Linked DNA regions of Homo sapiens: region 1 is linked to region 2. A link is an interaction called in ENCODE POLR2A ChIA-PET data of the cell type or tissue named here. Cell type or tissue: OCI-LY7. All regions are shown on one strand. Links, peaks and the distances in the headings refer to the core of each region. The heading gives the core; the rest is flanking DNA.

Region 1 (15,062 bases), core at 2,681-10,680, 51 kb before region 2:
TTCCCAAACCAGAGCTGATCATGTAATAGTTGCTCTGGGTTCTGGAAAAGTAAAAGGATACACAATACCCAGAGTATATTTTCTTGACAGAAGCCAAAGCAACAGCAGCAGCTGTAGGAGCAAAGTGGTTCTGGGAGCCCAGCAACTGCTGCCAGAGCCTGGTGCCAACTCCCAGGACGCCCTCCGTGAAGCCTCACCATGGCTTTGTTCTCCTTGATGTTCATGGTCCTTTTCAGCAAAGCATCTGAACTCTCCTGGCTCTCATCCCGAGAGTCATCCTCAGACTCAGAGGTAGAATCTTCCCTTTGTATCACCTGTCTACAGTCTTTCTTTCTTTCAAGAATTGTTTTTTTCTCATTCTGTAAGCGTGCGCTAGAAAACAACTGCTCGGAAGAACTGTTTTTATCTGGTTTGTTGGCCAGCTTCTTGGTGGGGAACTGAAAGGCTACTCGAAGACCAATACTACTTCTTCTAGACCTGCTTCTTCTAGGGGTAGCCTTATCTTCTTCTTCATCTTCCTCTTCCTCGCTCACCAAAGATGCTTTGCCATCATCACTCAAATCTGACTCCACGACCTAATAAAATAAGAGCAAGAAAAAGCACAAAGACACTGTTACAGACCCACAAAAAAGACATGCATTTAAAACAACTGACAGCATTATGAGAAAAAACATGAAAAATGAAAAGCTTCCCCTTCATATTATGAGTTCCCTCTGAATTTCCTTTAAATGTGCAAGAAATTGGTTGATGAATAAAATCAGAGAGCAGGCAACCTACTACTGAACTGTGCACCATCATACCCGCGACAGAAATGGGTTCCATTCAGAGCATGAGGGCTGTAAGCAAAACACTGACAGGGTGGGTTCCTCCACCGTGGGACAACCAGGGAGCACCAGCAAGAGGAGAGACAGTCACAGAAAAGGAGAGACAGCAGCATGACAGATGTGATCTTCAGACAGGAAAGGACGCAACGGGGGAAAAATGCTGACTGGTCTCCTCTAAATAGCAGGAACCAGACTCCTGAATAACAGGGCGGGAGAGCTGACTGCACCTCAGGGCAGTGACCCAGGACAGGCAGATGACCTGCCACTGCGTCCTCAGTCAAGGGGCACCTTTCCCTTCTCTGGAACCCTCAGAGCCATGAGGTGAAACCAGGTCACAAAGCTCTACAGGTTGTAGCAAAACACCACTCAGTCAACTCAAGAAATCCTCACCCGACATTTTCAAATTCCACATGGCAGAGGTCTCCAGCATTCAAACATTGCTCTGTTTTACAAGTGAGAACACAGTAAATATGGAAGGCAGTAACAGGGATACATCACCTAGGTGACAGCTTGGATGTGACGGGACTCTTAGCAGTGGTACAGAGACAGGTTTAAGTATGTAAGATCTAGGACGTCTTCTGGGCATCCTTCCATGACCAGAAGCTAGAAAACTTTGGGAACCATTATCTGGGAATTCTGAAAATCTACCAAGAACACGGAATGGCACCGATACGGACCCAGGATCAGTTCAGGGACTCTGCTTCCTCCCCGGTGACGACCATCAACCCCAAACTCTCGTTGGACTAAAGTTAGAAATAAGACACAGGGAGAAAAAAAACGCAGATAACTGCCAACCCTGGTATATCCACACCAAGCCAAGTGAGGAGTAAGACTATATGGCACTGATTTATCTATTTTTTAATACCCTGAACTTCCCATATTAATAGCTTCAGAATTCAAAATGGTGTACTGCAAAGGAACCCAATTTCAGGGGACACTGTCAGGGAAGAACTTCAGTTTTGATCCATTTATCTACCATCCTCATCATCGACAGGCCTCTCTTTACCAGATGTGGAACAGCTCACTACAGAGGCCTGAAGGAAGGAAAGAACAAATGGTACACAGCAGCCCAGAATCAGACCCAAGAGAAGAGCACAAGTGTAGTACATGGATGTGGTTATTTCGCATCCGGCCAGCAGACCCCTGGAAACCAAGTTACAGCAATGTCCCATTATCAAGAAAGATAGGTTCGCCAGTTCCCACAGGGGTGGGCAGGAGGGTGGGCTGGGAGGCAACAATGCTTTTCTTCTCACTGGATTCTAAAATAAAATTTGCAAGGGCCTGTGCTGAACTGTAAGCTATATCATGATCTATGTAACTACATCACACAGTCCATAGACTTGGGGGCAGGTGGGAGGGAAGACTTCTGGGGTAATTCACTTTCTCTCACTAGAAATGCAAATGCTTCGAATAACCAGACATCACTTCACTAAAGAACAGAAAATAAGTACATTGCTAACTGATGATGCCCATTAGGGTTTTAGAAGCATCTTAATATCGTGCTGGCAAGAAGCTAGGGACTTGCTGGCCAGAACTGATGGAACTGCCACACAAACAGCTTCTGCAAAGAAAGCCAAAGGAGACCTGGGGCCTCCAGGCTGGCACAGCTCTATGTTGCTACTCATAGCAAAAAATCACTATCAAACGAAGCAGCCTACCATGCGGGCTTTTATGCTCTACATTCTCTCCTAGGACAAGTGAGGGACATGGCAGGCTAGGAGTCACGGCTTATTTATACCTCTACACAGTCTCTGCCAAAAGTTAGTCTTTAGCAGCTTCTGGCTGTGAAGAGGCGTAAACTCTACGTTCCATCTTCATACTGAAGAAGATAGTAGCATGTTTATTTTTTGCATAAATGTATGCTATTTTTAGCAGAAAACATTTCTGCACTTAAATCCGAAGGCTGTGCCTTAAAGTTACCTTCAGGTTCAAACACGAGTGGGCAGTAAACTAGCCTAACTGTGCAGGATAAAACAAACAAATAACTAACAAGTCTGTTCATAGGAAGTGCTGAGAGTAGACTTCCCTCCAGAATCCAGGCAGGCCTGGGTCATCTTTAACACTAAAAAGCATGACAAATCCAAATCCACAATGCATGGGGAACACCAAGTTTGTACCACAGCCAAATTTTTGCCAAATTAACTTCAAACCAAAAACTGTCACTTCACACACAGTAAGAAAGTATCTCAAGAAAGTTGTCATCTAAGATAAACTTTTAGATAAAAGAGGTTTAAGGAACTCTTGAGATAATTTTTTTTTTTTTTTTTTTTTTTTTTTTTTTTTTTTTTTTTGAGATGGAGTCTCGCTCTGTCACCCAGGCTGGAGTGCAGTGGCTCAATCTCAGCTCACTGCAACCTCTGCCTCCCGGCTTCAAGAAATCCTCCTGCCTCCGCCTCCCGAGTAGCTTGGATTACAGGTGCCCGCCACCACGCCCGGCTAATTTTTGTATTTTGAGGAGAGATGGGGTTTCACCATATCGGTGAGGCTGGTCTTGAACTCCTGACCTCAGGTCCACCCGCCTCGGCCTCCCAAAGTGCTGGGATTACAGGTATGAGCCACCGTGCCTGGCCAAGAGAGATAAATTCTTTGAGAAGGACAATAAAGGACGCCTGGGACACATCCCCAAAAACCCCCTAAGGCACGAGGAGAAGATGAATGGATTTTCTCTAAGAGAATAATGGACTGGTGGACCAGGGATTAGCCTTCCAGGAGCAATTTTTTTAGGTTATGTTAATTGCTTGTAAGATAAATATGTAAGAAAAATCTTTTCACTTGTGAAGTGACTGCTTACAAGTAAAACTCTTTCAGAAACAGGATTAAAAACGTTACCACCCACATCCCTTCCTGTTGTAATTATTACCATTACTTCTGGGTTAGTCTTTCCATTCAGATCACTCTGCGTAAATCCTGCAAAATCCTCAGTCTCTGAGTCAGTGTCCTCTATAAAAATTCTTCTTAGCTCTTCTGTGAAGTATTTGGAATGAAAGCGCACATCCTGCTAAATTAAAGACACACATACATCAGAGACGGAAAGTAGAATAGAGGTTACCAGGGAAGGGTAGAATGAGGAGCTACTGAACGGGTACAGAGCTTCTGATGGAGATGACGAAAATGGATGGACAACAATGTGAATGTACTTAATGCACTGAACTGTACACATCAAAAACAGCTGAAATGATATACTTCATGTTATGTGTATTTTACCACAAAAAAAAAAAAACACTGGCCGGGTACAGTGGCTCACCCTGTAATCCCAGCACTTTGGGAGACCGAGGCAGGCAGATCACTTGAACTCAGGAGTTCAAGACCAGCCTGAGCAACATAGTGAGACCTCATCTCTGCAAAAAATACAAAAATTAGCTGGGTCTGGTGGCATGTACCTGTAGTCCCAGCTACTTGGGAGGCTAAGGTGGGAGGATTACCCAACCCTGGGAGGTCGAGGCTGCAGTGAGCTGCACACCAATGCACTCCAGCCTGCGTTGCAGCCAAGATCACACCATTGCACTCCAGCCGGGTGACAGAGTGAGACCCTCTCTCAAAAAAACCCGCATACGTACACGTATATATTACATATATACACATTTTCTAAAGCTTACAAAATTCAGACCTACAAGACAGACAATTTTTAAAAATTGGGTGTAGTCTCAATCAGCTTCTAATGTGACTGGTAAGTGCTCATGGAATTCAGCTTCTCCTGCCAAAGCTGGCAACCAGACACGTCTGCTTTCACATAGAACCAAAACACATGGAAAGAAGATATGAGGAGAAAACCTGGCTCCCTCCCACGTGTTGGCTTCCCTTTCCAACAGCCTTTCAAAGCCGGAGTCTCCTCCAAGTGGGTGAGCATGCCTCCCATTCACCAACAGCGAGCTTCTCTGTAGGAAAAGGCTGGGGCCTCTCTCAGCCCCCACCGCCCACCACCAGAGAGCCTAGACTTGCTCCATGAGCAGACACCATGGGGGCCTGATGGAAAGCTCATTCAAGGTCACCCCCAGGAATTTCTCTCGTGCAGGAGGTGAGAGGTGAACAACCATGGCTAGGTGGCAAGTGAGCAGAAGGAAAGATGCAATGTGACTCTTTAAGAAAAGGCATTTTCTAATACTTTTTCTTTTGAAATAGTGCAAAGATGGAAACCCAACTCTCTTAATAGTATACTTGAAAGAAAGAGGAAATAACAAACTGCAGGCCAAAGGGAGACCCACGAGACCAGCCCCCTGCAAGCCCGCCACACCTCATCAAGACTAGAGTCTGTCCCCAGTTTCCTCTGACGTCTCTTCCCCCCATCTCTGATATAGCAATGACCCCTTGTAACACCACACTTGGCGGGGAATCTGTATCTACCCCACTGCGTTTCCCCGCCTTTAATTATATACTTCTTTGAGCTCATATATCTCTGGGGAAAGATAGATATAATAGACAAGTGGAAAAACTTACAGGGGCACACAGAAAGAAATGCCTACATCTAGCATTCTGTAAGCTTAAAAATGTCTCCTATGAATTATTATGGGTAATTGGAGTGAGTTTGCTCAGAGCTGAATTACTTTGTTCCTTTGTTGATAGCTGTAGTGCAGCTGCTTGAGAAAAAAAATTGCACACACAAAAGGGAAGTTTCTTTAAAGTGAAATTCAAATCGTGTTTAAGGGAGACCAGAGTTAGCATACACATACTGTGTGCAAGTTCATGCAGCTTCTCTCTATTGGTTAAAATGGATCATGAGCCTGTGGGGTCGGGGTAGAGAAGCAGCCAGGGCTTGATTATTAAGGAAGAATGGTACACAGCTGCTGCTAAGGAAACCCACCATGCACCTGAGGCCTCTCAGTGCAAGAAACATCTGGCTCACAGAGCCTTGGGCCAGCCCCTGCAGGCTAATTTAGAGTGGTATTTCTGTGTGCAAATTTCATCAACTACCTAAAGCCCCTGCCTAGGGCCTGAAGGGAACAGGGCAAGCCTTGAAGCTATGAGTTCCCATCTTCCAGTTTTTCTGGCTATTTTGATCCTGTGTGCTGGCCTCCCAGGGCAATGGGCATCTTGGGAGAGATTACCATCTTTGATGGTCAGTCCTGATAGAGAAAAACAACTTACCATTGTCCTGAACTGAGGCCTGTGCTTTAGTTTCCTTACTCCAAAGTGTGTAAGTACTGTTTTCCATGTGGGTCTGTATGATGCCAATCTCCACTCCACACTGCTCCACTGCATTCTGAGTTAGAAACCCTGGCACTGCTGATTGCTCTCTGGCACTGGTTCATTCATCTTCAAAATCAATACTGGGTGCTATGCTATAGGCCTTGGTCATCTACCATGATCAGGACCATAAGCAAATAACACATCAGAGGAGAAGCTAACATAGGTGGATAAACTTATTTTGAAGTCCATGTGACATGGAAGAAACAGACCAGAGAGCAATGGCCTGTTGAACCAGACAGCCAGACAAGCACCCCATTTCAACTGCACCCAGCAAACAACACCCCCCGTGCTCACTGTATACAGTCAGGTGGGGTGTTGGATGCTTGAAATCAGAGGAAAGGAACAATACATGAGGACGAAAAGTCAGAGCCAGGGAAGCTAGAAAGCACCATTCAAGTATGAGGTCTCCCCTTCTTAAGGAGTTTATAATCTAACAGGGAGGCAGACAGGTCCACGAATAACCCTGGTGAGGGTCAGTGCTCTAAGGGATACAAAGCAATATGGCACACGGAGGGAAAGAAAATCCAGTAAGACTTCATGGAAGAAGTAGCATAACTGGATGTGAGCCACGGTAGAGGCTAGAAAAATGGTGAGAGCACAGATAGGCAGGAACAGCATGGACCAGTGGGCAGAAAGGGCAGAACAGTGGATAATGAGAGTGTCAGTTCAGTTCCTGTGCCCTGCAGCATAGCAGGTAGGAAAGAGACCCGGCGGGGTAAGAGGCTGAGAAGTGGTGGCCCTGGATTTGGAACATCCCAGCTTGGTACTTCCCAGATGTGGGGCCTTGGGCAAGTCATTACACCTTCCTGAACGTCAGTTTCATCACTTGCAAAACTGCAGCTTCCCAGGGAGGTCTGTGGATTAAATGCAGTATCTGTATGAAAAGCAGTTGGCACACTGTCCTCCCTGGGGAGAACACACCTGACTACAAAAGGAGTCATCATAGCAGCAGAAGCAGCTGTTCTGTTTCTTAATGCCCGGTGCCTGCCAGGCTCTGTGCTCGGCCCTTTAGACATGTTCTGCCTTGCTCAAATGCTCCTCAAGGTGGATCCAACAGGCTCTGCTCTCCCCACCGCCTGACTGTGCTCAGATGGAGGGCTAAGGGAGGAGCTGACCGGAGGTCAATCCTATAACAGATCCTAGTAGGAAGGGATGAGCATTCGGGTAAGAGCTACGAGGGCTACGGCAGCTGCAGAGGGAAGGGAAGGATGGACACCAGGAACACAGCAGAAGTTTCATCAACTCCTGGACGGGAGTCAAGGAGATGGAAGAGGGGAGGGAAGGCCAAGAACAAAAGATGGAAATCAAGATGGGGAAAGGGGGAAGCCAGAAAGACAACCAAGGGAAGGAGAAGTGAGTTTCAGATCTCCCTTAGCAACCAGGACCAGTCCAACTGGTAGTCAGAAACCACCTGGGGCTGGAGAGAGAAGACAAGCTCCACAAAAGAATACAGTAACAGCTCAAAGCAGGACAACAGACAAGATTCACTAAGTGAGAAGACTGAAGACAAACCCTTAGAGAACATCTGCATTTAGGGACACGAACAGGGAAAACAAGTGACAGTAACAAAAAGCAGGCCAGGTACAGTGGCTCACGCCTCTAATTCCAGCACTTTCGGAGGCCAAGGCGGGCAGATCACCTGAGGTCGGGAGTTTGAGACCAGCCTGGCCAATATGGCAAAACCCCATCACTACTAAAAAAAAAAAAAAAAAAAAAAAACACACACACACACACAAATTAGCCAGGCGTGGTGGTGGGAGCCTGTAATCCCAGCTACTCGGGAGGCTGAGGCTGGGAAAATTGCTTGAACCCGGGAGGCAGAAGTTGCAGTGAGCCAAGATCATGCCACTGCACTCCAGCCTGGGTGACACAATGATACTCCATCTTGGAAAGAAAGAAAATAATAATAACAAAGAGCAAAAGGTGTAACAGAGAGGAAGAAACCCAGGTGGTTAGAAGGAGGTCTACTGGTGGGGTCAACTGCTGTGGAGATGCCAAATGAGATGAGGACGACAGAGACCAGGGAGCCTCCAGAGATCTCAGAAAGCACAGCTCCCACCAGGCCAGAACTTACAGTGGCCCACGTAATTAAGCAGGCACTTCACTTACATATAATTAACTGCTTCCCTTCCTGGACTTGCCCAGTGGAAGCAAAGTGGGTTTAATTTGCTGCCTTTTTGGAGAGGCCATGGTCAAGGCAGAATGAGGAATTTTGAGTGCCACAATTAACTCAGAAGAAAATGCCACTGAAGGGTAGAGATTTTGGCCATTCTACTACTAGGACACAATGTGAACCTCCAGGAATCTACCTGTCAGAGAACTCTAACTTGTGAGTGCTAGAGATCAAAGTAATTAACGCAAGAATAAGGCTCTCCCCAGCAATTCCAAGAGGACATGCCAACAGAATTGCACCACGGGACCACAGAGGTGTAATTGTCTCCCCGTAACCACACAATCCCTCATGCCTCGCCGCAGCCTCGCCTCTGTGGGAAGACCCTGAACACAGCCTCGCCACAGGTTACAGCCCCAAGGCAGCCAAGAAAATGCACTTGATCATGTGAGGTCCCTTTATTTAAAAAAAAAAAAAAAAAAAAAAAAGAATTATGGTACAGGGAAGGATTAACACAGCAAAGTGAACGAGGTTCTCTCACCAGTTTTTTAAAACAGGAAGACACAGACATAATGTTTCTAAAATAAAATGCTAGACAATGAACTGATATCACCAATCTCACACCATGTTCAAATAAAAGAACATCCAAACCAAGATTCAGGCCTCCAGATGAACACATCTGCTTGGAAGGAATCATCCATACCTGTTTCCCTGACTCTAGTGAGTCAAAACTATCGCAGCTCTCCTCTGACGAGAGGGTTTCCATGGGAACATCATCTCGGAAGCCAACAAACTCTTCATCATCACTGGGGGCGTTAAAGATGTCAGCCACTTCTTTAGGGATCTGTTTTGGATTCAAAAGAGGCAGGATTAAACCAGGGGTTCTTGCTAATCACTTAGGGACATTTTCTGGAGGGGAGGAGAGATCTCATCACTTCATCCAACTGCCACGGTTGCCCAGAAGTCCCCAGTAACCCTCAGCAAAACACTCTTCAGCTAAGAACTCATGGCAAAATAAGGTGTGGGGTGGGTGGGGGAGATAAAACTTAAAATTCTAGATATACACCCTATTTTACAGAGAATGTTAAAACCAGGCCAGAGAGAAGACATGTTTGATCTCTTGACAAAAAGAAAAATTGTTTCTAAGAACCAATGATCTCTTTTTTCTCCTACAGTGGATGCATCTTTAAATGTCATCTACATAAAAAAGATGCCATAAAATATCATTAAGCACTTTTCTTAATGTTCACCTACACTATTTATTTTTCTCTTCTTTGTCATAGGCTGATTCAGAAAGTAGAAAGTTCATACAATGAAATAAGTAGCTTTTCTTCTTTTCTATATTGTAAGTCAACTTAAGTAGCTGGGGATTAATTCTAACAGAATTCAAATGCTATTAGGGGATAATTGATCCCAGAGAGAACAATGTCAGCACACTTAATCCACAAATATGTATCTGCTGGAGTTCATTTTTGTAAGTTGACTATTTTCTCCCAATTCTTTGTTTTAAAAAAGTTCAAACACACAGAAATGTGAAAAAATAGTACAAACACCTGTTGATTCTTTATCTAGACCCATTATTGGTCACTGCATTTGCTTTCTTTCTCTGTTTCAACAAATATTAGGTTGAACCATGGGCATTTGCTGATATTTGGCTGTTTTTAACTTAGGAAAATAGCAATTTAATATGAGCCAACCTAATCCATATATTCCCACACATTGATTAAAGTAATTTGCAAACATTGTATTGATTGGCCCGAATATAATTCAGCACATATCTCCCACGGATAAGGACATTCTCCCATAGAACCACAAAACCATAATTGTACCGAAAATAATTAACATTAATTCAATAGTACGATTTACTGTAACTCTATATTTTAATATCTGCAACTGTTCTATTTGATTTTTATGACACTGTTTTTTGTTGTTTTTCACAACACTGACTTTCTTTTTAGATAGACCATGACAACTGCCTTGTAGAATGTCATGTATTCTGAGCTTATCTGAGTGTTTCCTCATGATTAGATTCAGGTTATGTATTTTTGTCACCATTCTACATAGGTGACATGTACTCCTCAATGCATTGCATAAGGGGGCACAAAATGTCAAGTTATCCCACTATTAATTAGTAATTTTTAAAAAATTTTTCATTATAAAAACTTTCAAAGATATTTCAAAAGTAGATGGGAAGATATTGTAATGAGCACACATTGATCCTCCCCGTAATTATCTGCCCAAGGCTAACTGTGCTTCCCCTGGATCCCGACCCAACTCCCCTTCTTCTAAATTATTGTGAGGCAACTGTAGACATAGTATCATGTCACTCTGTATCATCATCAAATGTGCAGTCTGTATTCACAGTTCTTCTGCCTCATTTTTTAAAAACTTAGTTTATCTGCATCATGATCCAAATAAGGTTCACACTGATCAACATGGCTCTTAAATCCCTTCTCATCACTCCTTTATCTCTTTTCTCTTGCAGTTTATTTTTGAAGAAGCTGGGTCACTTGACTGTGGAGTCTGTCCAAGTCTGAAGTTTTATTTTTTTTGCATCCCCAAGGTGGTGTTTAACAGACTCATTTGGGTTTACAATTTGGGAGTTGAATCCGGAGGCTTTACTTCTAGTTGGCTTGCTTTTGCCAAGACTACTTTTTAGGAAGTGCTATGTTCTTCCTTTGGAAAGCACATAAGGTCTGGCTGTCTCTTTTTTTAGTGATGTTGCTGTTTGGTCAATAAGTTAAGGTGGAATCAGCCTGATTTGTTCTTCGCTTTTAAAACAAAACAAAACAAAAAACAATAACAACAACAAAAAACACCCTTTCTCCTTTGTCACTAATAAGGAATATGCAGAGTGAGACTTGAGATTCTGTGAATAGCCTCCCTGATAACATCTTGCTCAACAGTTTCAGCGTCCATTGACAATTCTTTTTTTTTATATTTTTTATTTTAATAAAGACAGGGTCTATGTTACCCAGGCTGGTCTCAAATTCCTTGCCTCAAGTGATCCTCTCACCTCAGCCTCCCAAAGTGCTGGGATTACAGGCATGAGCCAGGGCACCCTTGAATGAATTATTACATTAGGGACTGCAAAAGAGAAATTTTCAGATTTTCTCTCTCCTTCACAAAGTAGCTGGCATTCTTGTATAATATAGTCTTTCTCTCACTCTCCCCCTTTTCTTCTACCATGTATATCCATGGATTTCTAAAAATTATTATTAAATGTGTTATAATCCATACTCTCATAATGCTGACTGTCCCAAATTTGGCCATTGGGAGCTTCTTGGAAAGTCATCCTCTGTCTTTCTGACATGGCACTAAGGGTCTTTCAACACCTCCTTGCTTTCTGACACAAGCATGGCAAGCTAACCTTGTATGTTTCCTGTCCCAGACCTCAAATCAGCCATTTCTCCAAGGAGCCCTGAAACCTTTCACTGGGAAATGGCATTTAAAAACCAAGCTCGGAGAACACAATGCATCTCGGTTAATTAAGTATCACTGCTTGTAGGCTCTTTGGACAGAGCAAGGATATTTTAAATAGGTAAATCACAAGTTCATGGTGACACCCTGAATTCAAATCCAACACGGAGGCTTCTTCCTCTGCTCCCTCATCTCTCCCTCATCTCACATTAGCATCGCCGTTCCACCACAAGGAAAACCCTCGATTCCCAAAATTTTTAATATACTTATCCATGTGGTGCTCTATCTACAATAAACACAAAATAGCGCCAAACTGACGCCACCAATATACTACCAACAACAAACAGTGCAGTTCAAGATTTCTTTGCAGTTCTTTCTAGCCCTGGAACATAGTCTCACTATACACAGGATCTTTTCCTTCAGCTAACCAGATGATCATTGTACATGGTTATGCAAAAATGTTTCACATGTACTTCCCATTTCATCATGCAGTATATTAAAAAGATGTCCTTAACAGTTGAGACTTAATAATTTTTACTGTTTCATCAGAACATTCTTATGTGAAACTGACATTTTCTTTTTAAATTGAGTGCATGGAGGTGAATGCAATGACTACTAATACAGTTTGTTGCTACCACCTGGATTCATGCTAAAGATCAGCAGTTTTCTCCACTTTGGCTTTTGCACAATCAGTGCAAATATCAACACAGCAAAAAGGGCAAATAATCTTAGTATTATTATGACATTACATTCGCCCTCATGGACCCGTGAAAGGGTCTCAGGTCCTCCATCTCACACTTTGACCACTGCACTAGCATATACAGAGTTGTGTATTCAAAAGCTACTTAGCTTCGTGGAATTCTCTGTGTGGGTGTGTTGACTTAATTTTACATTTAGTCAGGTTCCATTTAGGAAACTGGTAATCCTTAATCTATTTACTTTCATCCTTATTTTAATGCTTCTTGATTAAAAATAATTAGAAAATAATGGTTCAATCAAAGGAAGTGTAACATAAATACAGAAATGGGATACCCCAAGTTCAGTGATGCTGAAGGGTTAATACAAACACTTTCCCACCATCTAATAAAATCACTGCAAGGGACAAACAAGAACAACACTTACAGAAGTAGAGTTCCACTAACAATTTTTTTACCAGCCACACGTAGTGCAGCACTAGCAAAGCCTAACTCTGACATCATTCTTGGGGAAAATATTGAAACTTTTCTCAAGGAGGTATGTTAAACAATGTTTGCCACCTTATCTTTTCAAAGACACCTTTTGTTGTTGTTTAGCACTCAGAACTAATACGCAAGGAAAACACCCAGACTAGAGAAACACAGACAATACTTATGAAAGTGTGCCTATGTTGTAGCTACATAATAGCCACTGAGTTCAGTCCCTGCAGAGGCACTAAGAGGGACAGTGTGTCAATTTCAGTCTTTTTCTTTTGGCCTTCTCACCATTCTACAAAATTCAAACAGCCCTGCTGGCCCAGAAGCTTCTTTTAACATAAATGGTTTAAAGGAGGAGGAGCACCCCATTTATGGATTTAATGGAAATACATACAAGGAATGGAGAGGGTTGGTGATAGGAATAAACTGCTTCCAGCAGCAACTGCATTAGTCCCTGTGCTATTGTGTTCAGCCCCACCACTGCTGCGAGCCTGTGTCTGACTAGCTAATTCCTCCTTCTGCATCTTTGACTTCTGCATCTGCTCCAGAGGTACCATTAGGGGGCTATAATTACTGATTAGGAACAAAAGGAAAGAGCACACTTTCAAAAAAACGGTGTGCATTCCTGGGGTACGCAGGGCTCTGATCCTTCAAAAGGTATTAAAAGAGTTTCAGATAGTCACAAGCTTCAAGATTTGCCAAAAAAAAAAAAAAAACTGTAAAATATTCAAGTGTCCTCAATGCAACGAACTGATTTGTCTAACAGATGCAACAAAGGCAGCAAGATTTATATGAGAAGGACCTGATAGAAAGGATACACAGGGACCTCTTCTAATGAATGACCAGTTCCACAACACAGTGATACATTAGGCCCAAGGATCTGTCACTTTCCTGTTCCATTCAGCAGCGATCCACTGGGTAGCTGCATAGTCTAGACAAAAATGCAAGACCTTTTTTTTTTTTTTTCAAAGTTTGTGTTCCATTCTATTACAATAAAGCCAATCATAAGACTCACCAAAAAGAAAACTACAACAAGTAACTGAAAACAACAAAAATACAAAATTTCTCAATCAATGGATATTTACATTAGTTGAACTTCTGAATTAGGATAACTACTATCTAGTGAACCAAAAAAAAAAGGGAAAATTCTCATCTGAAAGTGAAAAGACCGTTTCATTATTTATAATACTTGTTAAAAATCGACAACTTCATGCTATTCCTTTCATGTACAGTTTCTGTTTGTCTACTCTGTCTTTATTGGAATTAACAGTGTGAATATCATCAAAAGTCATATGGGGGACCAGGATTCAATTCTATGAGAACACAGGTACTAGAATGGAATCCACAGGCACCTAACATAGAGCCCAGCCTAAAGCAGATGATCAACAAACCCTTGCTGAAAGCATTTACATGCATCTGACTTTGTAGCCATTTTCTTAAGAAAGGTGTATTTTACTAGGAAAATACTAAGTCAAAAAGGTACACTCTGTGACATTCCTACATGAGGGGAATTAAAAATTTTCACCCAGAATCCTAAGACATCTTTCTACAAAGCAGTCATATTCACAGCTCCCCTTTCAGAAAGGACTGCAGGTTTCCCTTATAAGCCATACAGATTACCTGAGAGCTTTTCTCTGAAATACATTATGCCAACTCAACAGGCTTTGGGGCCAAGCAGGTGGGTAACAGGGCAGTAGGTCAGCTGTAGGACAATATGGGATGGTGCTGACTGGTAGGCTGAACACATATATCAGGGAAGGCAGGCCACTCCTCCACTCCAGCTGATCACTGCCCTGCAGGAACAGGGGTCTGGTGTGTCTGACCTCCAACATTCCCAGAGAACCTGAGAATCTGAGTGTTGGTAAGAAACTTCCCATCTACAGACTGGATCTCAAACTTGTTCAGGGAACATGCACGGTGGAACTCATAGGGCTCTGTGGGACACCAAGGAAACTGCAAATGCCAGAATTCCAAATATTACCAACAGTATTAATATATCTACTAGTGCCTAGTAGTAATAGTAGAGGGCATCAAAGTGTTAAGAAGATTAAGAAAAACTTTATATCCTTTCCCTTATTCATGGCATCATGATTCACAAGAGCCAAAAGGTGGAAGCAATCCAAGTATCCATCGATGGATAAATGGATAAACAAAATGTGAGACATACATATAATTGAATATTATTCAACACTAAAAAGGAAGGAAATTATGACACATGCCACAACATGGATGAACTTTGAAGACGTTATGCTAAATGATAATAACCCAGTCTCGATAAAACCAAGAACGGTATGATTCTACTTATAACAGGTACCTAGAGTGGTTGAATCCTCGGAGACAGCAGAATGGCAC
Region 2 (15,062 bases), core at 4,498-12,497:
GAACTCTTTGCCTAGACCTAGATACTGAAGATTTTCTCTTTTTTTTTTTTTTTTTTTGAGTTTTATTATTTCACCTTTTATATTTAAGTCCATGATCCATTTTATGTTAATTTTTTATAAGATGAGATTAATTTGAGGCTTTTTTTTTTTTGGCTTACATCGAAATGTGTAAACATCATTAGGTGAAAAGGCAAAATCTCTCTTCTGTAGAATTGGTTTTGTACCTCTATTAGTCTGTGCTTACACTGCTATAAAAAACACCTGAAACTGGGCAATTTATAAAGAAAAGAGGTTTAACTAGCTCACAGTTCCACAGGCTGTACAGGAAGCATGGCTGGGAAGGCCTCAGGAAATTTACAACCGTGGCAGAAAGGGAAGCAAGCACGTTTTTAGGTGGCCATAACAGAAGGAAGAAAGACGGGGAGGTGCTACACACTTTTTTTTTTTTATTATTTTTTTGAGATGGAGTTTCACTCTTTCGCCCAGACTGGAGTGCATTGGCACGATCTTGGCTCACTGCAACCTCCGCTTTCTGGTTTCAAGTGATTCTTCTGCTTCAGCCTCCCAAGTAGCTGGGATTACAGGCACCCGCCACCATGCCCGGCTGATTTTTGTATTTTTAGTAGAGATGGGGTTTCACCATGTTGGTCAGGCCAGTCTCGAATTCCTGACCTTGTGATCTGCTTGCCTCGGCCTCCCAAAGCGCTGGGATTACAGGCATGAGCCACAGCACCCAGCCAGTGCTACACACTTTTAAACAACCAGATCTCATGAGAACAGCACCAAAGGAGGAAATCCACCTCCATGATCCAGTCACCTTCCACCAGGCCCCACTTCCAACATTGCGGATTATAATTCGACATGAGATTTGGGTGGGAACATAAATCCAAACCATATCAGCATCTTTGTCAAAAATCAGTTGAGCATATCTATGTGGGTCTACTTCTGGGTTCTCTGTTCTGGCACATTGATCTGTGTGTCTCTCTCCACCAACATCACACTATCTCATTACTACAGCTGTGTAGCTAGGCCTTAACATCAGATAGAGCCCTCCCACTCAATTCACCTTTGTCAAGATTGTTTTAGTTACTCTAGGGCCTCTGCCTTTCCATATAAATTTTAGAATAAGTTTGCTTGTGTCCACTGGAATTTTGATAGTAATTGTATTATGTCTACAGATCAATTGGCAGAGTATTTATATCTCTATTATGTTGATTCTTGTAATTTATAAACAAGGTATGTATGTTAATTTATGTCTTCTGCTATTGGTTTGGATATATGACCCCTCCAAACCTCATGTTAAAATTTGATTCCGGCCGGGCGCAGTGGCTCACGCCTGTAATCCCAGCACTTTGGGAGGCCGAGGTGGGCGGATCATGAGGTCAGGAGATCGAGACGATCCTGGCTAACACGGTGAAACCCCGTCTCTACTGAAAATACAAAAAATTAGCCGGGCGTGGTGGCCGGCGCCTGTAGTCCCAGCTACTTGGGAGGCTGAGGCAGGAGAATGGTGTGAACCCGGGAGGCGGAGCTTGCAGTGAACCAAGATAGCGCCACTGCACTCCGGCCTGGGCGAAACAGCGAGACTCTGTCTCAAAAAAAAGAAAAAATTTGATTCCGGTTGGGCGCAGTGGCTCAAGCCTGTAATCCCAGCACTTTGGGAGGCTGAGGTGGGTGGATCACCTGAGGGCAGGATAGGAGTTCAAGACCAGCCTGGTCAACATGGTAAAACCCTGTCTCTACTAAAAATACAAAAATTAGCTGAGTGTGGTGGAAGGCACCTGTAATCCCAGTTACTCAGGAGGCTGAGGGAAAGAGAATCACTTGAACCTGGGAGGCGGAGGTTGCAGTGAGCCGAGATTGAACCAGGGTGACAGAGCGAGACTCTATCTCAAAAATAAATAAATAAATAAATAAATAAATAAATAAATAAATAATAAAATAAAATTTGATTCCCAGTGTTGGAGGTGTGGCCTAATGGGAGGTGTTTGCCTCAGAGGGGTAGATGCCTCATGAATGGTGGTGTCCTTGTGGTAATGAGCAAGTTCTCACTCTATTTGTTTCTGCTAGAGCTGATTGTTAAAAAGAGCCTGGCACCTCTCCTGCTGTCTCTTGCTTCCTCTCTTGCTGTGTGATCTCTGCACACCCTTCTGCCTTTCACCATGCGTGGAAGCAGACAGGTTTTCACCAGATGCCCAATCTACTCAGCAGAATCATAAGCCAATTAAACCTCTTTTCTTTATAAATTAGCCAGCCTCAGGTATTCCTTTATAGCAACACAAATGGACTAAGACATCCTCTTTAATTTTTTAAAGCAGCATTTTATAATTTTCAGTATACATGTTGTATATGCTCTTTAAGTATATACCTAAGTATTTATTTTCTTTGGAGCAATTGTAAGTGGTACTTTTACAATAGTATTATAAGTAGTTTCTTTTTTTTTTCTTTTGACGCAAGGTCTCACTCTGTTACTCAGGCTGCAGTACAGTGGCATGAACATGGCTCACTGCAGCCTCAACTTCCTGGGCTCAAGTAATCCTTCCACCTCAACCTCTTGGGTAGCTGGGAGGACAACAGGTATGCATCACCACACCTGGCTGATTTTTGTATTTTTTTGTAGAGACAGGATTTTGCCATGTTGCCCAGGATGGTAAGTGCTAAGATTACTGGTGCGAGCCAGCATGTTTGGCCTATAAAGCGTTTTTAATTTCAGTTTCCACTCATTCATTCTTACTATATAGAAATACAGTTCATTTTTGTATGTTAATCTTTTATCCCATGACCTAACTGAACTTAGCCCTGAAGTTTTTTTGGAGAGTCCTTGGTATTTTCTTTTCTTTTTTTTTTTTTTTTTTTGAGATGGAGTCTTGCTCTGTTGCCCAGGCTGGAGTGCAGTGGTGCAATCTCAGCTCACTGCAACCTCCACCTCCTAGGTTCAAGGGATTCTCCTGCTTCAGCCTCCCAAGTAGCTGGGATTACAGGTGCATGCCACCACACCTGGCTAATTTTTTTGTATCTTTAGTAGAGACAGGGTTTCATCATGTTGGCCAGGCTGGTCTCGAATTCCTGAGCTCATGATCTGCCCACCTTGGCCTCCCAAAGTGCTGAGATTACGTGCATGAGCCACCACACCCAGCAATCCTTGGTATTTTCTAAGTAAACAATCATCTCATCTTCAAATAGAGGCAATTTTATTTTCTCCTTTCCAAACGGTGTTTTATTTCTTTCTCTTGCCCTATTACAATAGCTAGAATTCCTAGTACAATGTTGAATAACACTGCCATTTAAAATGCTTGCATTTTCTAAACGCTTCTCACTTTAGCTTTAGGCTCTGGTAAAGAGCAAAATGCCTCTCCAACCTTTCTGTCTCGTGTGCCTTCTCCCCTTCTTCTTGATGACCACAACATCTGGCACCTGGACATTATTTAGAATGTTAGATAGTGGTTCACAGATGTAGTTGTTTTAAACATGGACGAACAATGTAGTGCTTCTTACAGGGTTGAATGAATAAGCATTTTATATGTTTTCATTGTGGCACTGTTGTATGGGGCAACTGCACACTCGTACATTTTTGTTGGATATTATGAATGCTTGTATGAATTGTGAATTAGAGTCACTGGACTGTGCCCCTGCCACCCCATGCCTAAATCATATGTTGAAGCCCAAACAATGTGACTGTATCTGGAGACAGGCCTTTTAAGAGACAATTAGTGTTAAATAAAGTCATGAGGGTGGGAACCTAAGCTGATAGGACTGTGGCCTTATAAGAACAGGAAAAGATTCTCTCTCTCTCTCTCTCTCTCTCCCCCTCCCACCATTTCCCACCCCCACCCCCCACCATGTGAGGACACAGTGAGAAGGTGGCCATCTACAAGCCAGGAAGAGAGCCCCCATCAGAAACCCAATTGGCCAACACCTTGATCTTGGACTTCAACCTCCAGAAATGTGAAAGAATAAGTTTCTGTTATTTAAGCCACTCAGTCAATGGTATTTTGTTAAGGCAGTCCAAGCTGACTAATACATCAAATATGTACCGGTCACACACAGGGAAAAAGGCCCCTGGTACAGTCAGCCAGCCCACACTATTAAAGGAGTTTAGAATATGTCACACCAAAATATGCTGCTCTGGCATATTCACTGTTTTAAGTTAAAGGCACTTAAAAAAAAATACATAGCAGGTACACGAACATCACTCTGACCTTCATGCTATTTCTTAAAAGCCAGAGATGAAATTCCCATGTGGAAGATGGCGTCTCTACCCTGGAAAGAAAGCAGCATCCTTACCAAAGACGGAAAATTGAAGCCAAGGAAAATCTGTACAAGCAAATCTTGTTTATTTTTTATTTATTTATTTATTTTTGAGACAGAGTTTCACTCTTGTTGCCCAGGCTGGAGTGCAATTGTGTGATCTCGGCTGACTGCAACCTCCGCCTTCCGGGTTCAAGCAATTCTCCTACCTCAGCTCCCTGAGTAGCTGGGATTACAGGCATGAGCCACCACGCCCGGCTAATTTTTGTATTATTGGTAGAGAAGGGGTTACACCATGTTGGCCAGGCTGGTCTTGAACCCCTGACCTCAGGTGATCTGCCTACCTTGGCCTCCCAAAGTGCTGGGATTACAGGTGTGAGCCACCGCACCCGGCCACAAACCTTGTTAAACTAACTCTTATCTTCCTAGTCACTTCTCCACCCAATTAACTACCTTAGCCCAAGTCTCTGTGCCTTGTCTTATTTCACACTTCACTGTTCTTTGTCCACTTCGTCATGTAAGTGATTGACTATAACTTCAGGTCTTCTTTTCCTTATGAGGACTCCCCTGTCACATAAAACTTGTGTTAAATAGATTTGTGTGCTTTTCTCCTGTTAATTTATCTTATGTCAATTTAATTCTCAGGCCCAGCTGGGACCCTGAGAGGATGGAAGTGGAGTTTGCTTCCCTCTACTACCATGAAACAACATTAATGGTACATCTCATTCTAAGAACCAAGGGAAGAGACCATAAAGAAGTGTGATTCATTCGCTTTTTATCCTCAAGATCTCATTACTAGCAGCAGAAACTATTGCTAGGATTTCCACAATGTTCCCATGACAAGCAAGTGGGACACTCCGTCCTGGCCAGGGAATGCCTCCCAATTTAAAGGTAGCATAAAGCCCAGAAGAAAAGAAGACCACACAGATTGTCAAGTCCAGGGACACCAAGAGTAGTGGTTCCCAAATATTATTATGCCTGAAACTCACCAGAGGCACTTGTTCAAAATGTAGGGATCTGCCCTACCTTTTAAGATTCAGATTCAATAGGTCTGGCATTAGTGTGACCAGCCATCCCAAAACCATGCTATTTGGGAAACTCCTTAGTTTTGGGTCTTCTTATCTGCTGTGTAGTCCAGGATTCTGCACATTTAATAAGCACCCTAGTGCAGCAGTCCCCAACCTTTGTGGCACCAGGGACTGGTTTCATGGAAGACAATTTTTCCACGGATGGGTTGAGGGTGGTTTTGGGATGATTCAAGCACATCACATTTAGTGTGCACTTTATTTATATTATTATTACATTGTGATATATAATGAAATAATTATACAACTAACCATAATGTAGAGTCACTGGGCGCCTTGAGCTTATTTTCCTGCAAATAGATGGTCCTATCTGGGGGTGATGGGAGACAGTGACAGATCATCAGGCATTAGAGCCTCATAAGGAGCTCATAATCTAGATCCCTCACATGTGCAGTTCACAGTAGAGTTCGTGCTCCTGTGAGAATCTAATACCACTGCAGATCTGACAGGAGGAGGCACAGCTCAGGCGGTAATGCGAGCGATGGGGAGCAGTTATAAATACAGCCCATGTTTACATCTGTAAATATTTACAGATGAAGCTTTGCTTGCTCGCCTGCTACTCACCTCCTGCTGTGCGGCCGGTTCCTAACACGCCATGGACTAGTACCGGGTTGGGGACCCCTGCTCTAGTGAATTTAGATGTCAATGGTCCTCAGACTATACTTTGAGAAACACTGACTTGGAGACTTGAAGTTAGCTTGTAATTCTTACTAGGTGGAAGGGAAAGGTGTCATTCAAGTGTAGCTATGAAAACAACTTGATGGATTTTAAGTGTAGTCACTTTTGAGCCTGAATCATAGATAGGAAAATGTCAGATTAAATATTTAAGTATACAAAATATGCCAGACTTTTGCATCTAATGTCCCTCTTCTTCTAGTGCTCTATCCCTGACATTCGTGATGACCTTCTCCTCTGAAGCACTGTCATGCTCTTCGCCCTTTTTCCTATCCTCATTCTTATTAGTTTCAACATCCAGGAGTTTCATTTCGTGACATCTTCACAACCCGTGTCAGTCTGAGTCCAGGCAAGAGATAGGAACCATGCCAGTTATTTGAATAGAGAGGATTGATTATGAAGAATTATTAGCTACAAATATAAAAAGAACAAGGTAGCAAAGAGTAAAAAGAGAACACTACGATATCACAGAGAGGACAACTGCAGGAAGCAGCCAGCAACCCTAGGGCTGGGGTAGAAGGAGGGGAAGAGGTTACCATTATCCACAGGTGCTGTGAAGAGGGCCTGCAGAAATGAAACACACACACCCCGAAGGGCCATGCTGCTCAGCTGATGCTGATGTCTCTGAGGTGGGCCCAATACAGCTGGTTTTACAAGGGTGGGAAAAACCCAAGCTAGATTCCGCTGCCTCTTTGGGAAGTAACTGCTGCTGCCTGGGTGAAGACACATTGCTGGGGAGTTATTGATAGAAACAAGAGCCAATTAAGTCTCCTTTTTAAAATAAACTATGCAGTCTCAGGTATTTCTCTGTAGCAATGCAAGAACAGCCTAATACAGAAACTGACATATCCATAAAGCTAGTGTGAGAAATTTTAAATCTATCCAACTCTCGGAAGTTTTTGATCAAGCTTACAAACTATTAGGAAGAATCTAAAATACACGTAGGTGCACATATAGGATATGCATATCCTAAAACATTTTAAAATTCAGTAGGAATAAAGGAAGTATCAGTTATTTGCAAAGACTCAGAATCACAATTATCACGTTCTCTAGTCTCAATGAAGAAAAAAGAAATCAACAACAGAAGGAAAAAGAAACCAAAAACAGATTCTTAAAATAAAAAACTTATTTCTGACTAACTTATAATTTCAAAGGAAATAAAATAAAAAATATGAAATAGCACCAAAAACATTCAAAGTATTTCCAGTCACAACCTGGGGGATGCAGCTAAAGACGAACTTGTGGAAAATGTAAAACTTTAAATGCATCTGTTAGGATACAATACATATTTAAAACAAATGAGCTAATCATTAATCTGAAGGTTAAGAAAAAAACAATAGAATTGATACAGACAGGAGACAGGCAAATACTGGGTAGAAGAGGGTAGTTCCCCGGCAAAGACCCTACCCTCAAGCCTGGAAACCGGTGGCCCTAAATGGGTACAGACATTCCTGTTTTCAAGCCCAAAATGTTGCCTTTTGGCCTGCCACACCCCCTATCTTGTACCCATATTAACCCCAAACCCCCAGCTCCAGGAGAAAACAAACAGACAAACAGCAGAAGAGCGCAACAGAGAAGGAGAGAAGAGAAGGAATGTTGAACACCGAGAGGAGTTCAGCTGGGACTATCAGAGAAAAGATTGGCCACTGGACAGCCAAACTCCAGAGGAAGAGCATCTTCTACTCCATCCCCCTTCCAGCTCTCCATCCATCCCACCTTCAACCCTCAGTAAAACCCCCGCATTCACTCTTCAAGCCCGTGTGTGACCTGATTCTTCCTGGACTCCGGACAAGGACCTGGGTACCAAGAGGGCACTGAACAGGTTAACACTTAAGCCATCTGTGGACAGCAAAGCTAAAAAAGCGACACTGTAACATGCCCACGGGCTTCGAGAGTCACCCCTAGATGATACCATGGGGCCGGAGCCCAAAGTGCTAGCCCTGGCTCGAGCACCCGCCCCACTGTGTGCTCCTCCTCGCATAAGGGGTTTGAGCTCATGGTGGCCGAACAGAGAGCCACACCCTTGTCATATGTCATGCGAACGGGGGCTAGGGAACTGTCCCATTTCAGAATGAATTCCAAGGAAATAATAAGGATTAAAAATAACTCCTAACAAAGTGAAGAGTAAAAGCAATATAAAAAACCAAGCCAATTCTTTGGAAAGACACCTAATTTCTACAAAGTTCTGACAAGACTGATGATGACAAAAAGAGAGAAAAGATAAAGAACCACTGGACACAAACAAGAGCAAATGCTGTTCAGGCTGTGGACTTTCCTGAGCCCGAGGAAGCTGAAGGCAGGGATACTGATTCAGAACACCCCACCATTGACTGCTTTTTCCCTCCAGTGACAGAGAGACCTTCCAGATGCTCAGCTTGGTTTAAGACATAGGAAAGCCCAAGGTCTTAAAACACTTCCTTAAATAGAAGCATTGAGCACTGCATTTAGGCAAGTTCTTCCTCAGGAGTGATGTAACAAGGTCAGCAGTAAAGCACAGAATGAGGCTTCCCAGTTGTCCCAGACCTCTCACCAGATATTGTCAATGTCTCTGGTTACTTCACATTCCCCTTAGAGGATTTCAAGGATTAAGGGAAACTGCCCTAAAATAAGATTATCTTATCTGTATCTGCCCTTATCCCGTATGGCCACTTCCTTTCTGTTAAGACTTTGGAACATAAATTGGTAAGAGTGTGTGTGTGTGTGTGTGCACCCTCCCCTTAGTCACTAAATGTTGTATTTGGTGTCATCACTGGGGTTGGCCTCACCCCCAGCCCCCACCTCCCCTCAGTTATATTTGGAAGGAACATCTGGAAGCTGAAGAAAAAAATGCTGAGGACCCCTGTGTAGAGACAGGCTAGACTTTGTGCCACTGAAGGAATTGTGTTAATGGAATTTACCCAGTTTTCTCCTAACTCCAACTGGTCCTGCTCGGTAGTTAAAGAGATCTGAGCTGAGGGCAGAGTTACCCCAGATATAGTTCCCTGGTTTCCCAGAAGCACACAGCCAAGTAGCCAAGGATCCTTGAAGTGAGGGGGAAGCTTAAAGTTTGGACCAAGTACCTTGAGTGAACGCCAATATCTGAAACCTGGGCCATGATATTAGGAAAGATCTAGGGGCTGAGGGCTCCTCAGGCCCCCATTAGACTTCTGAATGGAGACTTCCAGGCAGAAATTAGATAATTGTTGATGTTTTTGATGTAGTTACAGTGAGAATGGACCTAAAAATTTTTTAATTGATGTGACTCTACCTGCATGATTGATCAAAAAAAGAGGAAGTTAGATTAGGATGAAAAAATGAAAGTTTTAATGACTTCTCTATATTTTCTTAAAAAATTTAGTTACACATATAGCACACAAAGACATTTGCATGAACTTACTCAAAGTGTAAGACAACGTTACAGTTCCTCTTTACCTCTGTCACCTCCTCCCCAACCCCCCACTCCCTCACACACAAACACCCAGAGGGGATCTTGAATCAAAGGTATGTGTCTGCCCAGGCCTTTTTCATGTGTATTTACAAATATGTCACACTATTACTTTTAAGAAGGATTTCTGTTTTAATGTTTATGAAACAATCTTCCTCTTTTCATATTTGAACCTGTAGCTTCAGAAAAAAAAAAAGAGAGAGAGAGACCAGGCGCGGTGGCTCATGCCTGTAATCCCAGCACTCTGGGAGGCCGAGGTGGGCGGATCACCTGAGGTCAGGAGTTCAAGACCAGCTTGGCCAATTTGGTGAAATCCCATCTCTGCTAAAAATACAAACATTAGCTGGGCGTGGTGGTATGCTCCTGTAATTCCAGCTACTCCGGAGGCTGAGGCAGGAGAATTTCTTTGTTCGTTTGTTGTTTGTTTGTTTGTTTGTTTGTTTGTTTTGAGATGGAGTCTCGCTCTATCGCGCAGGCTGGAGTGCAGTGGAGCGATGTTGGCTCACTGAAAGCTCCACCTCCCGGGTTCATGCCATTCTCCTGCCTCAGCCTCCCGAGTAGCTGGGACTACAGGCACCCGCCACCACGCCCAGCTAATTTTTTTTTGTATTTTTCGTACAGACAGGGTTTCACCGTGTTAGCCAGGATGGTCTCGATCTCCTGACCTCGTGATCCACCCGCCTCAGCCTCCCAAAGTGCTAGGATTACAGGCGTAAGCCACCGGGCCCAGCCAAGGACAATTTCTTGAACCCGGGAGGTGGAGATTGCAGTGAGCAAAAATAGGGCCACTGCAGTCCAGCCTGGGTGACAGAACCAGACTTCGTCTCAAAAAAAAAAAAAAAAAAGAGTGGAGTCCTTGGAACTATATGGTTTGGTGAAGCTAACTGAATTTTAAAACAGAGTTCAGAGGTCAGGGTCTTGGAAGCACTTTTCTATTTGGAAGAACTTGCTTTCTAAGTCGAACATCAAAAATTCAGTACTATTTTTGTAACTTCCTGTGAGTCTATAATTGCTTCAAATCATAAAAAATAATAATGTTTTAAAAACCGGCATGTGGTTCAGCATCTTTTCCAGGGCTCTGCAGTTCTGGATGCCTATGCCGAGATGGAACTTACATCAGCTTGGGTCTCTGGGCAACCGTGATGAGCAGAACCTCATTGGCCACCCACAACATATATGTGGCAGACGTGAGAAATAAGCTTTGTTGTGTTAAGCAAAAGCAATAACGAAAACAGCAACAAATGCACAAACTGGCTTCTGTCAGTTGTGTGTCTTCTCCCTTTCCTATCTCTGTCTCTGTCTCTCTCCCTCTCTTGGCTCACTCACTTTGGGGGAAGCCGGCTGCCGCCTTGTGAACACACCAGGCAGCTTGTGAGGAGGCTTGGCGGTGAGGAATTAAAGTATTTGGCCAACAGCCAGGAGGAAATTGAGGCCGACAACCACAGGAGTGAGCTGAGAAGCAGATCTTCCCGCAGCAGTGCCTTCAGCTGACTGCAACCTTACCTTAGGACAAACCTGAGCCTGAACAATCGAGCTAAGCCACTCCCAGACTCCCGACCCTCAAAAACAGCAGGAAATAATAAATGTGTGTTGTGTAAAGCTACTAAATTTTAGGATAACTTTTGTTACTCAGCAAAAAATAACTAATACACGCCGGCAGGGCTGCATGGTGACTTTTGCAGAGCCTTGACCCTTGTGCCTTTGTAGGTGCCTTCCTCCATAAGCTATGTTAAAAATGTTATGTCGTGACTATGTTGGTATAAAGACAAATATTAATATAATCAAGGCTGGGTTCATTATTATTATATCCATTTTTTTCTTCTGATTTTAGACAAAATTAAAACTTTTTTAGGCCCTGAAGTATCATAGGCCCCAGCCTTCTGTGCTCAATGGATGTCAGCCCTACACTGGGGAACAACATAAGAGGGACATGCAGTCAAGAATAAGTTATTAGGGCCGGGTGCGGTGGCTCATGCCTGTCATCCCAGCACTTTGGGAGGCCAAGATGGGTGGATCACCTGTGGTCAGGAGTTTGAGACCAGCCCGACCAACCTGGTAAAATCCTGTCTCTACTAAAAACACAAAAATAAGCTGGGTGTGATGGTGCATGCCTGTGGTCCCAGCTACTCAGGAGGCTGAGACAGGAGAATCACTTGAACCTGGGAGGCGGAGGCTGCAGGGAGCCGAGACTGTGCCACTGCACTCCAGCCAGGATGACGAAGCGAGACTCCATCTTAAAAAAAAAAAAAATAGAATAAGTTTTTGGTCCTGATTCTGCCCAAACCCATGCAATAAGCCCATCACCTGGTAAGGCCATTAAGATTTTGGCAAAGTTGTATCCCATGATCATGGATTGTTTTGGGTCCTGTCCTCCAGGTTGGAAAGAAGACTGACTGATTGCTTGGGGAACTGAGTAGAAGCTGCTGTAGGGTATTCCCAAAAGGCCATGACAGGAGCTGTACTGTGGGAGCCAAACCACGTGATCCTATGAAGCTTGGGGCATCAGCTGCAACTTCTTAGCCTGAGAGTGGGCAGCGTAGCACTGGCTTTGACCCCAGTGTCTTCCAGAAGCTGATATTCACAATTTGCATTAAATCTGGAAGGAGGAAAGTGTTTAGATCTAAAGACGCAGGAGCCAGCTGGCTTGGGTTTAAATTCTACCTTTGGCACTTACTGGCTGTGTTACCTTCGGCCAGTTTCTTAAGCCCTCTGTACCTCAATTTGATAATCTTTAAAGTTAGAATAATGATAGAGGTAGTTGTGAGAATTTTGTGAGTTAACGTACATAAAACACAACAGCACCTGGCACAGAGTAAGCCTTCAATATTTTCATTGTGGTGATTATTACTAAGCTTCATTTGAGCTCACACTAACTACTGATGGGCATTTTATTACTCTCCTCACTGTTTACAATCATGTCTTGGGTATGTCAGAGCAACTTTCACATAAGAAGGAGCTGCCAGGAAGTCATGAACAAGCCAAATGGGAGTCCTAGGTAGAGAGAACCAGGCTCTTGAATAAGGCCCAGCAGAGCTCAGAGATGATGCTCTCATCATGAAATCCTCTCATGAAATCCAAACGGTGGTCTCCATTTGTGGATCAATGGGCTATACCTCTGACATTCTTTCTTTTTTGTTTGTTTGTTTTGTTTTGTTTTGTTTTGTTTTGAGGAGGACAGGGTCTTGCTCTGTCTCCCAAGCTGGAGTGCAGTGATACAGTCATGGTTCACTACAGCTTAGACCTCTCAGGCTTAAGCGATCCTCCCACCTCAGCCTCCCAAGTAGCTGGGACCACAGGCACATGCCACCACGCTCAGCTAATTTCTGTATGTTTTATAGAGATGTGGGTCTTACCATGTTGCCCAGGATGGTCCTGAACTTCTGGGCTCAAGTGATCCACCCACCTTGGCCTCCCAAAGTGCTGGAATTAAAGGCATGAGCCACAGGGCCTGGCTGAGATTCTTTTTTAATAGTTACAAGCCACAGCTTTGTTTACTGATAGCCTTAGACTGATAGCCTTTGCTTGGTTTACTGATAGCCTTAGGCTGTCAATGGAAAGCTGCTTCTCTGTGGCCCAACTTTGCAGCACCTAAGTGGGAAGAACAGAAGACAATCAGCCTATAGGCCAAAGTGTGGCCAGCCATGATTCTGGACCATCTGGCACAGGTTCATACCAACTCTTGGATAACTTCCAAAGGTCCAATAAGGTCAAGTGGACATGGACAACTGAGTAGTATAAAACAGACTGCATTTGAGTTCGACAGTTACTTGGGGGAAAATGGGGGCCTATCAAGGTCAAGTTTGAATAGTACATAACAATGAATGTTTTATTAATCAACCTGCAGAATGTCAAGTGGGTTCATAGGGTGTCAGGGCATGGCAGGCTACAGGTCATGCTGAGGTAGATCTCTTTGTATCTCTGAAGACCAAAAGGGTGGTACAGAACACGGACAAAGCAAATATAATCAGGCACAATCAAATGCATATGCACTCCCCGCTGCTGGCAGATGGACTATATCAGGCCCCTGTCCACAGAGCAAGAGGAGTCCGCTGTGCTCTGAACGAAGCCAGTGTCTCTTTGGATTTGGAATTTTGTTTCTTATTTCAGAGGCTTTGCAGCTAGCACTATACAGGGCAAATCTTAATTACTTAGGACCTTGAACCTAATGTTATTCCATCTAGGGTACACATTCTACCAGTCAACAATAGAAAACATGGCCCAAAAGAATGCCAAGTGGTTGTGTCACATAGCCTATCTTCAAAATCAAAAGAGCTGTTGGAAAACTGAAATGTGTTATTAGATGCCTCTACATGATGAACCATTATAAATAAATGAAGTATATGACAAAAATAACATGTTACTGAAATATGTAAAAGATCTGAATAAAGGGACAGATATACTATATTGATGAATGAAAAAACTCCATTCTTCAAAATCCCGTATTTAATGTGTAAAGTAAAATAACCATAATTAAAAATACAGCAAAATTCTGTGTGCCAATTGACAAATTATGTATATACATATATATATACACATACGTGTGTGTATATGTGTGTGTGTGTGTGTGTATATATATATATATATTTTTTTTTTTTTTTTTTTTTTTTTGAGACAAGATCTTGCTCCACTGAGAGTAGCAGCCACAGCGGAGAGCTTCAGAGACCTGCAGAGACATGTGAATGATTTGCCTGCAGAGAAGCCACCCTCTCCAGGGCCTCCTCTCTGGAGTGGCCAGAGTGCAGTGGTGATCATAGCTCACTGTAGCCTCAACCTCCTGGGCTCAAGCCACCCTCCCACCTCAGCTTCTCGAGTAGCTGAGGCTCCTCAGCCATCATACCTGGCTAATATTTTAATATTTGTTGTAGCGACGAGGTCTTGCTCTGTTGCCTGGGCTGGTCTCAAACACCTGGCCTTGAGCAATCCTCCTACTTCAACCACCCAAAGTGCTGGGATTACAGGCATGAACCACTGGACCTGGCCTAAATTGTAAAATTTATATGTGAGAAGAGACTTCAGGAATTGAAAAGAACTATAAAAGAGGAGACTTACCCTACCAAAGACCAAAACATATTATGTAGAGTAATTATTGTAGTATTAGTGTTACAGGATCTCTGGGGTGTCAATTTTTCTGGGTGGAAACTGTGGCCACAGTGTCTTTGCCTGAGTTCTTGTCCTGTGTCCAGGAAGAAAGAGGTATGCAGACAAGCGAGGGGTAAAGAAGAAGAGCTTCATTTAGTGTTAGAACAGCTCAGAGGGGTGGATAGCTCCTCTCTGTAGGCAGGTCCTCCTTCGAGTGTTCAGCTGTCAGCAGAAACAAGGCCCTGGAGAGGGTGGCTCCTCTCTGCAGGCAGGACATTTGATTTCTCTGCACCTCTCTGCTGCAGCTGCTGCTCTCAGTGGAGAGGGTATTCCTCTCTGTAGCTGGTCATCCCATCGTCTCCAGCTATCAGCTGAGAGGCCACTCCTTTCTGCAGCCGGTCGTCTCTTCATCCCTCCAACCTCTGCTCTCTTTGTCCTCTGGCTGTCCTCTGCCCTGCTCTAGCTGAGCCCAGGGCTTTTATGGACCTCAGAGGGGAGGAAGTGTGTGCCAATTGGTCCATGGGTGGCCATGGGTGGGCCCGGAAGAGGCA

Evidence for each region. ChIA-PET counts read pairs that join two places held together with the same protein. Peaks named below come from ENCODE experiments on the same cell type or tissue, not always from the same donor. Only the 100,000 strongest peaks of a DNase experiment are listed, where the experiment ranks them.
Region 1: POLR2A ChIA-PET joins it to region 2 with 12 read pairs; 3 of 35 experiments call an interaction of 5 or more read pairs at or near these places.

The regions. Positions count from the first base shown.
Region 1 is chr7:21,907,933-21,922,994 of GRCh38, forward strand. CDCA7L (cell division cycle associated 7 like) reads right to left here. Exons shown (of 10, transcript NM_018719.5): 2 at 8,822-8,962; 3 at 3,685-3,822; 4 at 198-575. Among named protein-coding and RNA genes, the nearest start is that of CDCA7L, 30 kb to the right of the region's middle. In OCI-LY7, for the core only: no CTCF peak of the experiment used is centred there; DNase peaks (open chromatin) are centred at 5,659 and 6,929; H3K27ac peaks cover 2,767 bases.
Region 2 is chr7:21,957,057-21,972,118 of GRCh38, forward strand. No RefSeq gene overlaps it. Among named protein-coding and RNA genes, the nearest start is that of CDCA7L, 19 kb to the left of the region's middle. In OCI-LY7, for the core only: no CTCF peak of the experiment used is centred there; DNase peaks (open chromatin) are centred at 6,565, 8,432, 9,425 and 10,845; H3K4me3 peaks cover 3,698 bases; H3K27ac peaks cover 4,259 bases.